3 separate regions of the Homo sapiens genome follow, and regions 2 and 3 are each linked to region 1. Evidence: chromatin contacts called from ENCODE Hi-C or POLR2A ChIA-PET data. All regions are on one chromosome and are shown on one strand. Each heading gives the region's core, a stretch centred on a gene start or an enhancer-like site at or near the end of the contact. The rest is flanking DNA. Distances are from core to core; before and after follow the strand shown.

What was found. A loop is a pair of places that touch in the nucleus more often than their neighbours do. ChIA-PET counts read pairs that join two places held with the same protein, here RNA polymerase II (POLR2A). Pooled maps may share reads with other maps.
Region 2: a map of CD8-positive, alpha-beta T cell shows a loop between it and region 1 (6-fold over the local background). The contact joins the promoter of LZTS3 here to the promoter of ADISSP in region 1. A Hi-C loop is called at or near these places in 1 of 168 maps with a recorded cell type or tissue (CD8-positive, alpha-beta T cell) and 8 of 50 pooled maps. POLR2A ChIA-PET finds 5 or more read pairs at or near these places in 1 of 52 experiments (activated B cell).
Region 3: a loop to region 1 is called in a pooled map, with 3 times the contacts of the local background. The contact joins the promoter of SLC4A11 here to the promoter of ADISSP in region 1. A Hi-C loop is called at or near these places in 1 of 50 pooled maps. POLR2A ChIA-PET finds 5 or more read pairs at or near these places in 2 of 52 experiments (H1 and activated T-cell).

What each region holds. Positions count from the first base shown.
Region 1 is chr20:3,766,068-3,769,507 of GRCh38, forward strand. It overlaps ADISSP (adipose secreted signaling protein), which reads right to left and starts at 1,686. Exons shown (of 6, transcript NM_001258429.2): 1 at 1,596-1,686. RefSeq lists enhancers at 831-1,595, 1,723-2,309, 2,971-3,020 and a silencer at 1,581-1,820.
Region 2 is chr20:3,171,701-3,175,140 of GRCh38, forward strand. It overlaps LZTS3 (leucine zipper tumor suppressor family member 3), which reads right to left and starts at 1,849. Exons shown (of 5, transcript NM_001365618.1): 1 at 1,755-1,849. LOC107985414 (a long non-coding RNA gene) reads left to right here and starts at 1,990. Exons shown (of 2, transcript XR_001754477.2): 1 at 1,990-2,490. RefSeq lists a silencer at 1,733-2,072.
Region 3 is chr20:3,237,538-3,240,977 of GRCh38, forward strand. It overlaps SLC4A11 (solute carrier family 4 member 11), which reads right to left and starts at 1,653. Exons shown (of 20, transcript NM_001174089.2): 1 at 1,558-1,653; 2 at 7-51. The coding sequence starts at 1,600. RefSeq lists silencers at 1,463-1,642, 1,743-1,902.

The DNA of each region.
Region 1 (3,440 bases), core at 436-2,935:
TCTCTCTGAGCCAGGAACTCCGCAACCTTCCACCCTCCCTACCTCTTCCTCTCCTACCCCAGCCTGGGGCTCAGTCCTGGCTCAAGCACTCAGTCCAGCAGAAGCACTGTGTAGCCTCCCATTAAAGCTCACGCCTGTGAAAAGAACAGCCATTGAGGCCTTGAGATGGGGCCACACTGACCCGCTGACTCTCAGGACTGGACACAGCAGAGGCCACACATACTCAGAACAAAGCCTGGAAAGGCAAGGCTGGAGGTCAGTAGTTGTGGCAGCTTCACATCAACTCAGCTTTAATGTGATTTAATTTCCTTCTCCCTCCAGTGGGCCAAAGGTGCAAAGATAAGTATGGCTGTTCTCTCTCCTTCTAACAGTGAGGTGCTGGGGGTGGGGGTGGGGGAATATGGAGAAGGGACCCTCACCACCCACACCTTCCTGCCTCCCCAACAAGTGCTGCCCTCCTCTGCCCAGCATTCTCCCCACTTTGCCCTCAGCTAGTGGGTGCTTAGCCTCCAGATAGCATGCCCCACCTAGGCCCTGCCCTGGGCCTGTGATCCAGAGGTCCCAAGAAGCAGAGGCCAGGCTGGATCCAGGGGGTCAGCCAAGGTGAGGGTGGGAGCACACAGGATTATCTCCCAGGGACAGGGCTGCTGCCTCGTAGCTCAGGATGGATAGAATGTGGGGGGATATCCAGCTACATTTTCCCTCCACAAAAGACCAGAATGGGAGAGGGATGGGGTGCTGCCCCGACTTTCTTCAACTCCCCGGAGCAGAAAAATGCCCTACCTCCACTTTCCAGTGCCAAGATTCAAGAAGAAAGGCAAGCGGAGACTTCCCTTTCTCAGTCCCTGCTTACTAATGGAAACACGGGTCCAGAACCTAAATCCAGTCCCTCCTCCTTCATACCACCGGGAGGGAGGTGCAGCCCAAGCCCCCGAGGCCCCAAGGGTCCAGGTGTAGGACCCTTTATCCTCTCCGGCAGCCATCCCTGTGGGTGTGGCACCCCCGCCACACCCCATTCTTGTCATCTCAGGGGGAGGGGGGAAATGTAATCGGACATCCCCCCCATCCAATCCATCCTGAGCTGCGAGGCGGCGGCTCTGTCCCTCGGAGATAATCCTGTGCACTCCCCACCTTCACTCACCTCGGCTGACGCAGGAGTCTCCGGAGCCCGCACTCCCAGACATCACTGCCCTCCTTCCTGAGGGTGCTGAGGCTCGGAGGCTCAGAGATGCTACTGGTCCAAGGTCATGCAGCGAGGCAGCGGCAATGAACAGGGTCGTGGGGAGGAGGGGGCGCTGACCCCATTACGCCCCCGCCCTCACTACCGCACTCATGCCCCCGGACAATCGCTTCGCGGAAAACACCCCAGCTGCACCAGCTAACGGTCACTGCGCCCCGGGAACCTGACATCACTCTAGTTCAGGTGCTGGGGAGTCCTCCAGGCCCGGCCCCGACAGCGGAGCCCCCCACCCCAGCCCTGCCATCACGGCCGCTGGGGTCCCAGGCACTGACTGCTCAGGACAGGGCCGGGACCGGGAGGGGACCTCGGCGAACGGGAAGGAACCGGGAGGCAGGGAGCAGAGGGGTGGCCTCACCTTGCGGGGTGCACCCCGGGGCCGGGGAGGGCAGGGACGACCACTGCAGCGGCGGCGGCTGCAGGAGCTCAACGCCGAGCACGAGGAAGGGAGCCCCGCGCCGCGGCCGCCCTCCCGTCGGCACGCCCCCGCCTCCGCCCATTGGTTGATCTGGGAGGGTGGGGCGAGGGACGCTCCGGACCAATGAGCGGGCTCCAAAGAACGGCCAACTGGCGAGGGCCGCCTACGTCACGTGCCAGGGTCGCCGAGGCAGCGCCCTGCTAGTCCGCGCCTGCCGGGCGAGCTCTCGCGAGGAAGACGGGCAGGCGGCCCAACTAGGCCAGGGGCCAGAACCGACCACTCGAAGAGGGAGAAGGAGGGCCTCGGATAGGCCCCGCCCCCGCTCCTTCTTCCGCCTGGGGGATAGCGCCTCTAGCCTTGAACCTTGCTTAGGACGCACCTCCCTTGGGCCCTTCGCTCTCGGGAGGGCTGTCGGGCGCGTCTCGGGGCTGGGTGGAGCTCCCGAAGGTGGCCTTTCTCCCTGGGCTTCCACGCCGGCTTCGGCCATCGATACGGGCCGTGTTGGTCTCGTTCAGGAGCTGAGGAACCCTCCATCACTCCTGTTTCGACCCCAGGGTTTGGACCTCTTCCCCTTCCACCCCATCCCCTGTCTCGAAAGAAGCAACCCCCGTGCGGGCCCGAGACGCGTCCCGGGTGCCTGGCCCGGCCTGGAGAAGCATCAGAACAAAGAAGGCACGCGGGCTGGGGGCTGGGAGAGCCTGTGACGCGCCCCCGGGGACCGCAGCCTCTGCTCCCGGTCTCCATGGAGGCGGTCGCCATGGCAGCGAGATGCGCCTCGCTCAGCACCGCGGGGTGGGATGTGGGCGCCTGCAATGAGCCGAGGAGCGAGAGGCGTGGCCCTCCGGTCTGCGGGGGTTCTTGCCGGTGCTCTCCGCCCGCCGGTTCGCGAACACCCCACCTATACTTCGCCCGTGGGGACGGATTCCCCAAAGTGCCCTCAGTAAGCCGTCCGGAGCACGCAGCGCCTTGCTTCCAACGGAACTAGAGAGACGGCCTGGGCGGCCGAAGGCCAGCCTCCCTTCAGCAGGGCCGGGGTCGCTGCCTTAAAGGAGCCCTCAAGTCTGCCACCCTGTGGCCCATAACCTGTCTGCTGATCTCCAGTCTGCACACTGTTGGCAAATTAATCTTTCTGAGCTCTTGTTTTCATCGCGTCCCTCTCCTGCTCCAAAGCCCTCTGGGACTGCCTCCAGTAGCGCTTCACAAACTTCAGCAGCACTTTGGGTGACTCATGTGCCCTCGCGTTTGAGAGACAGCGCTTACATTGAGAGCTTTTCACATTCTGATCTCAGCCCATCCACTCCTGCCCACTCTACCCACTCCCACCACACTACCTTTAGACCTTGTCTTGAAAGTCTAAAGTTGGCAGACGGTGGGCCCAAAGTGGCCCGTAGGTGTATTTTGTTTAGCTCACATGGGGCTTTTTAAAAGAAGTCCTTCCCCCTCCTGCCTCCTCCGCCTCTTTCTGGAATCAGGAATCTGGTTTCGTGGCTTTTGAAATATCAGAAGATCTGACAACATGGGCTCACTTTCCAGCCTGGCATTACAAGCCCCTTTAAGAGCACATAAATTTACCATAGTCCCCGCTAATCCCTGTTTCTCACGGTTAGTTACCTTCTGGGTCTGTGCAGACATTTGTGATCCCCTCCCCCTCATTATCCCACCTTCCAACCTGGAAGGCCCTCCCCGCTCTCTTCTCATAGCCAAAATTCAAGCCCTCTTCAACCAAGATAAGTTTTGCCTATTTATTTATTTATTTATTTTTGAGACAGAGTCTCACTCTGTCGC
Region 2 (3,440 bases), core at 599-3,098, 590 kb before region 1:
GGACAAGGAAGGGGATGTTTCCCTGGTAAGCAGGAACTGAACTGAGAGGAAAGGTCACGGTCCTGAACTAGTCCAGGTAACTGAGCATGGTCTGCAAAGGCAGCCTCCTGGCATCAGTGCACCACCCTGAGATGACAGCCTGTTGCCTGACTGCCTCGATCTCTGTCACCTCAGCCCTCAGTGCCTGGGGCATTATACACAGTATTAGCGTCATGAGGGGGCCAAACGGACTCTACCTGACAGTTACATGTACAGGTACCTCCAACCCACCCCTCAACCTGTGTCTCTCCCAAAGCTAGGAACACTTGGGGTCTCAGAGGCCCCAACCCCAGCCCATTCTATCTCCTAAAAATCTCTAGCCAGCCCCTCCATCCAGCACCCCTGCTGGGGGCTCCTCAATGGACTTTCTTCTCCTGCACTCCCTCCCCCAGGCAGCTGCCAGGGGATTCCTTCTAAAGGGCAAAGCTGATCTTGCCCCTGCTCTGTCCAAATCCTTCCATGAGCAAGACCAAGTGCAGTAGACAGAGTTCTGGCAGCATCAGCTCCAAGTGTAAATCCCAGCTTGACTGATTAGGGGTGCAACCTCATGCAGGTTATTTCACCTCGGGTTCTCACACCTACATTGCAGGCATTTTAAGAAGTAAATGTATGATGGGTGAAATGCCTGGTATTCCTCTTGGTCCCCAGAACCAGAGCAGAGCTTGCAGCAGGGTCCCCAAGGACTCTCCTGATGCCCCTCCTCTATCTACCCTGACCTGAGCCCCTCTCTACTTCACACACAAGCTCTTGCCAGCTCTCTGTGCCCATCCTACATGCTTCTAGACCAGTTCAAAGGCTGGCCTCAGGACAGCATCCCTGATCTCCACCCCCCAGAGGGGGCATCTTGGAGCACTTGGCTGAGGACACCCCAGGGAGATTTCACTCTGAGGCCTCCCCAGGGCTGGCCTATAGGTTTCCCAGGAGCACAGAGGGCAGAGTCCTGGGGGTCTCTGGGCCCTGCACCAAGGAAATGCAGGGCAAATGCCTGTGGGAATGCTAGTTATGGGCAATGCAAAGAGGCAGTGAATCCGGGCAGGGAGAGCAGGAGGGGTTTCCAGGAAGCAGGACTGAGGGAGGAAAGGGATCTGGGGGCACTGCAGGGCTTTTGGGGTGCAGAGATATCCAGAACTTCTTGGTTGGGATGAGTGAGGGGAGATCCGTCTTCCCTCGGTGGCCTAAGCACTGGCAGCGGAATGGGCCCATCACCTAGCTACTGGCTCTGATGAAGCCAGTGTTTCAGGACTGAGGGGGCCGAGAGCGCCCCCTCCACCCCGAGCACACACACGCGCGCACACACGAGCTTCTGCTGGGGGTGGGAGGGGGGGTCGCCATTCACCAGCAGCCCACGGCCCGCAGAGCCAACTGATAGAGACCCCAGCCACAGGCCACAGGACCTGGGAGTCCCTGCGATGGGGGAAACCCCGCCCGCACCTCCCCAGGCTCCCCACCAACGCGTGTGGCCCCGGGGGGCGGGGCGCAGAGGGAAGAGGTGACATAATCCGAGCCGCACCCCCTCTGGCCGCCACCTCCCCCCAGGCCGGGCGAAGCATCCATGACATCATCCGCCTCCTCTCCGCTCCCCTCCCCCTTGGGACCCTAGCAGCGGGACGCGCCCCCTACCCAGTCCGGGTCAGGTCAGACATGCCGCGCAGTGCAGCAGGCACGGCGGCAGGTCGGAGCCGGGAGGGATGCCACGATGGGCCTGCCTCACTTACTCGCTGCCTCAGGGTCCGGCGCGGGGTCTCCGACACGGGCGCCACCGGCCCCGCTTGCTGGCGCAGCCCGAAGCACGCCCGGCGGGGCGCGCTGCGCGGGCCCGGCTCCGCTCCGCGCCCCTCCTGCTCCCCGCCCGAGCCCCGCCCACCAGCGGCTGCGGCAAACGCGAGCCCGCCCTCCGGCCACGCCCCCCAGGGCAGCCAATGCCCGGGCTGGGGCGGGGTGAGGCGCCTTAACCCCTTCGTCGCTGCGCCCCGCCCGCGCGTGGGACCCCTCAGCCTCACCCTCTCTAGGGCGCAGCAAGTCCGCCGCGAGCCCCTCTGCTCATCGCTCGTTACCCCCCAGGCCCTTGGGCTTGGGCTCAGGCCCAGTCGTTCCTCTGCAACAAATCCAATGGAACCGCGCCCTCCCTGAATCCCACGTCTAGGAAGAGGAGGAGGAGCCCCTCTTGCTTGGGGGAAGGGGCTCCCGACTCGGAGCCCCGAGCCCCATTCCTCTCCCGCGCCAGCTCTTCGGGACGCGGCCTCCCAGCGGACGCCCTGAGACCTTGCAAGTCCGCTAGGGAGGGGTCGGGACGAGCCGTCGCGGGTGGATCCGCCCGGCCGAGCAACGACCCGCCCGGGCGCGAGGACCACGGGCTGTCGTGCGGGAGGCGTCGAGGGGCAGTAAACTCCGTTCGTGACCAAACGGAGACGATTTGAAACTTGCTGCTCACACTGGATCACCGTCTGGAAGGTGCGACGGGGAAAAAATACACATTACACTCCAGCAGGATTGAACGCTTTCACCCTGTGCCCCGCGCCTGGCGTAACGCGTGGCCCCAGACCACACGCTGTAACCCGGGGTGAGAGGGAGTGAGGTGGGACTTCGTACCGGACCCGGAGCGCCGGCCTCGCCCGCGCGGGCAGCGTTCACTGTGGGGAGTGCTCACTCAGCCTAGGGCGGCCCGGGAGGACTGCCGGGAGGAGGGAGTCGGCCTTGAATTGAGGCCTCAGCCTTGAATAGGGTAGGGAGGCAAGCCTAGCCGAGAGTTTAGCACTAGCAAAAGCCTGGAGGCACCAGGGTCTGCCCTAAGAACTGCAGCGCCTCTGCTCTGGCTGGGATTTAACGCATTACGTCTCTGCTGTTTATAGGTGTTGTGTTTGGTCTTACGACTTCGTATTCTATAGTTTTTATTTATTCCTGTTTTCTGAATTTTCCCACATTTGCTTTTATCTTCTATCGTGATTTTCAAGGCAGAAAGTATTTTTAATTCTTCTCGCGGCTGCCTTTAGATTTATCAAATGAAAATAGTTTACATTTCACACATTAGTAAAGTCAGTGACAAATAATTCGTTTTTATATTCCCCCATGAGAAATTTTGTGTGCTTTTCTGCCTCCTACCTGCCGCCCTCACTACTTATATTTGTCCACTTAATCAGGACGACAGACCTAACTTTTGTTTACACTTTTTTTTTAAGCCACAACATTCTTTTTCAATCCTTGTTTTTGGCTTTTGCCAACTCTGTTTAATTGGTTTCAATGTTACTGCCGGTTTTTTGTGCTCTAATTTTTCTATTCCTCATTTGGACCCATCTCTCACATGACTGGTGATTTCAGGGAGGACTCTGGAATGTTGTATTTCCTAAGCCTTTGCCTTAGGTGAGAATGCCTTTATAATGATTTCCTGTTTATAGGATTCTTGA
Region 3 (3,440 bases), core at 403-2,902, 530 kb before region 1:
ACTCACTTGAATCCTCGAAGTATCCATTCTGCGACATGGTGGGAGAGTTTTCTGCAAGGGAAGCAGAAAGGTCACCAGCCCCATGGACCAAGCCCTGGACCTCCTGTGTGCACCTGTCTCCCCGCCCCCCGACCTGGCTCATTCCTTCGCTCTTCCGAGGGATGCAACCCACGCCACCCTAGGGAGAAAGGGAAGCAGGGGACAGTGCTCGGGAGGGGGCCCCATAGCAGGGGAAGCCAGCCTTAATCTCAGAAATTCAATTGCTTAGCCCATCTGCTAGGGGCTGCCCAGGCGGGCCAGAGGCGAGGAGGAGAGACGTTCCAGGGATGTCTTCCCACCGAGTTAGTACCAGTACCATGTTCGCTAATCCAGGTTTTCCTGAGAAAACCCTGCCCCGCTGCAGCGAGAGGAAGGGACCGGGCCCGAGCGGGCCTCTCCCCCTCTCTCCTCGGATGCCAAGGCGGGGGATCTCTCTGCACATCCCTCTTCTCACTCTCAGACCGGTCCTGGGGGCCATAAACGCCCATTGCAGGCGCAGTTCCCCCGACCCCCGTCACGCGCCCCGGGTCACACGGGGGCCGACAGGCAACGGTCTCCAGTCCTGGGACCGCGTCCCGGCCGCCTGGAAGCCAGAGCCGTTGGTCCAAAAGGGAGAACAATTGGGGGTGGGAGGAGTATCTGAGGGACACATGGGTCGGGGGAGGCTGCGCCCTCCCTGGGCCGGTCCCCGGATGGTCCCGGCTGTTTGTGCCTCGCTGTCGGAGGAAGGAAGCGACAGGAGGGGCCGCGTGCACGAGAGGAAAGCGCCTCCAGACTCGGAGACCCCGGGGGTCGGGGCGCAGGATGTGAATGCAGGCGCGGGGCGGGAGCCGGGGCTGCATCCTGAAGTGGGGGGCGGGGGCGCTGGGGCGCGTCCCAGGCCGTGGGCGACGAGGGTCTGGGAGGGTTGGGCCGGTGCACACTCCGCTTCCGTCCCGGCGGCCCACGTGCAGGTAAAGGGTCGTACAAACCTGGGTCCTGGCGGGGACCCAGGGCTGGCCCTCCCGTGTCAGAGCAAGGGAGAAACCGCTGCGGCCGCGCAGGGCACGGTCAGGGGTCCCGGGACTCCCAAAACTCCAGGGGTTCCGGGGCTCCCACCGCGGCGCCGGACGGGAAGATGCCCGGGCGGAAGGTAAAATGAGACCTTCCGAGGCGGCGGCCCGCCAGGCTCCCAAAAGCTCGGCGCTCGGGGCGCTGGGAGCCCCACAGCTCCGCCCTGCCCACTTTCGAGCTCCCCGCCCTCGACCCGCTGCATCAGCTGTTCAAACCTGGTAAGAAATTCAAGACGGCGACAGCAGAGCCCTAATGAAACCAAGCGCGCGGTGGCCGCGAAGCCGCGCCCGGGCCTCCCGCACCCGCGCCCTCCTCCCCGCGGCTGGGAATCCCGCAGCCCTCTCGCCCACCGGCCCCGGCCCGCGCAGGCAGACGGCATCCGCGTTCTCCCCGGGGTCCCCGACGGGAGACGGTGGCGGAGACCCGGGCGGCCTTCCCGCCGCGCCCCCGGGTTCAGGCACCCACCGCACGGCTGCAGATGGAACACGCGCCTGGTGGCCGCGGCCATGGCACACTCGCGCACTCACGGCCGGGCTCCTCACGCGGCGCTCCGGCGCTTCTGGACCCCAAACTCGGCGACTCGGGCGGGCCGGCGGCGGGAGCCGGCGACACACCCCCACGCCGCGCCTGGGTCCTAATGCCGCTCAGACGCCGCGCCCGGGCGCGGTAGGCAGAGCTGCCGAGGGCTGGGACCCGGCCGCCCGCCCCGCGCCCTCACCCGCGGGAGGCTGCTCCAGCCGGGCTGGGCTGCTCCCCGCCGCCCGCAGCTGCTGGGCCAAACCGAGTAGACCCGGCTCCTTCGAGCCTGTGCGCGCCGGACCCAGCAGACCCAGCGTCGCGAGTTTAGGGGCTGGACGGGGCCGGGGAGCTTCTGGGAAAACGTTCGACTGCGCCACGAGCCCACCGAGCTGTGCGACTGAGGCAGACCCCGGGAGGGCTTCCCCCGCGTCCGCTTTAAGTACGCGGCCGGCCCCTGTCTCCTCCTTTCGACCGGGGACCTCCGCAGGGCCACGCCCGCTGGCTGCCCCGCCTCCTGCATTTATCCCGGTAGCTCCGGCCGCAAGTCCTTCTCCTCCTCCTCCAGGAAGCGCGCCCCGACTGACTAGACGGACCTCCGTGCATTCCCCGGGCTACGCCCTCGCCCGCTGAGACGGCGCTCTCCGAGCTCGGCTGCTTTGGGTTTTCGCTGCGAGCCTCGCCAACTTATCTGCCAGCCTCTTCACGTCCTCGGCCTTCTATGAGGTCAAGGTCATGGTTCGCCCCCTTTTTCCTTCCCCAAATGGCCCTTGCGCCCTGTCCCCTTTCCTGGACCGGCTGCGACCCGCCCGGGGACGCGCCTTTTCGGGGCGCTTAGTCTCCTGCGAGTAGGGCGTGTGCGCGTGTGGGTGCGCGTGCTGCGATGCGATCCGGCAAATGCAGCTGACGAACCCCTGGCCTGATCCACGGTGGCTCCCAGTAGAAGGCTCTACAGCCCTTGGAAACGGAACACGCAGCTCCGTAAAGCGCTAACCAACCTCCCGACCCCTCCGGCCGCCATCGCTTTCCGGCTCAGCCGCGCTGGGACGGAGTCCTCGGCCACTGTGCCCTAACCATGGTAGAGGAACGGGGACAGGCCGGGGCAAGCCCACCTCTGCGAAGGAAGGGCTTCTGGCGCGTTGGGGAAGCCTCATGCATAGATTGGGTGAGTAAGGCTGGCCCAGTTCTCCTCCCGGCAAGATAAGAACGCATTAGGAGGGAAGCGCTGGAGTGCTCCTCTTGGCGACGGATGGCCTGGGGCTCTGCGACAGACTGAGTACCCCACCCTCCCCCAGCGCGACTCCAGGAGGCCTTGTGGAAGATCCCAACACCATGACCTGCAACTGACTTGGGGCTGGCCACATAGTATTTTAGCAGGGGTGACTCTGGAGAGACACCAGGTCATCCTGCGCACCCCTTGGGACCTTTCCTAGACGCCCTCCAGCTAGAGCTCCAGTCCAGGCACTGACTCCCGGGTGGCGGGTGGAGGCTGAGGAAGAGCTGAAGGACACAGGCGGATGTCGCCCCCGGAGCATGGCTGCATAGGTGGCATGCAGGCTGGATCCCTGAAAAGCCACCTTGCCACCCCCAGTCTCCCCCATCTGGGAATGCCTTGGCTTCTGCACCTGCTCCCAGCAGCTCCCAAACACCTGGTCCTTCCAACCCACTTGTTCCAGGAAAGCCTCTGGGATGGAGGGCGCTTCCCCTTACCACAGTCTCCTCAGCGCTCCTCAAAGGACCTAACCCCTCAGCCCACTGAGGAAAGAGGAGCCCATGACCAAGCCGCCCCTAGTCGGCTATGGGCCCCCTCTGTCCGCTCCCTGACCGTCTCT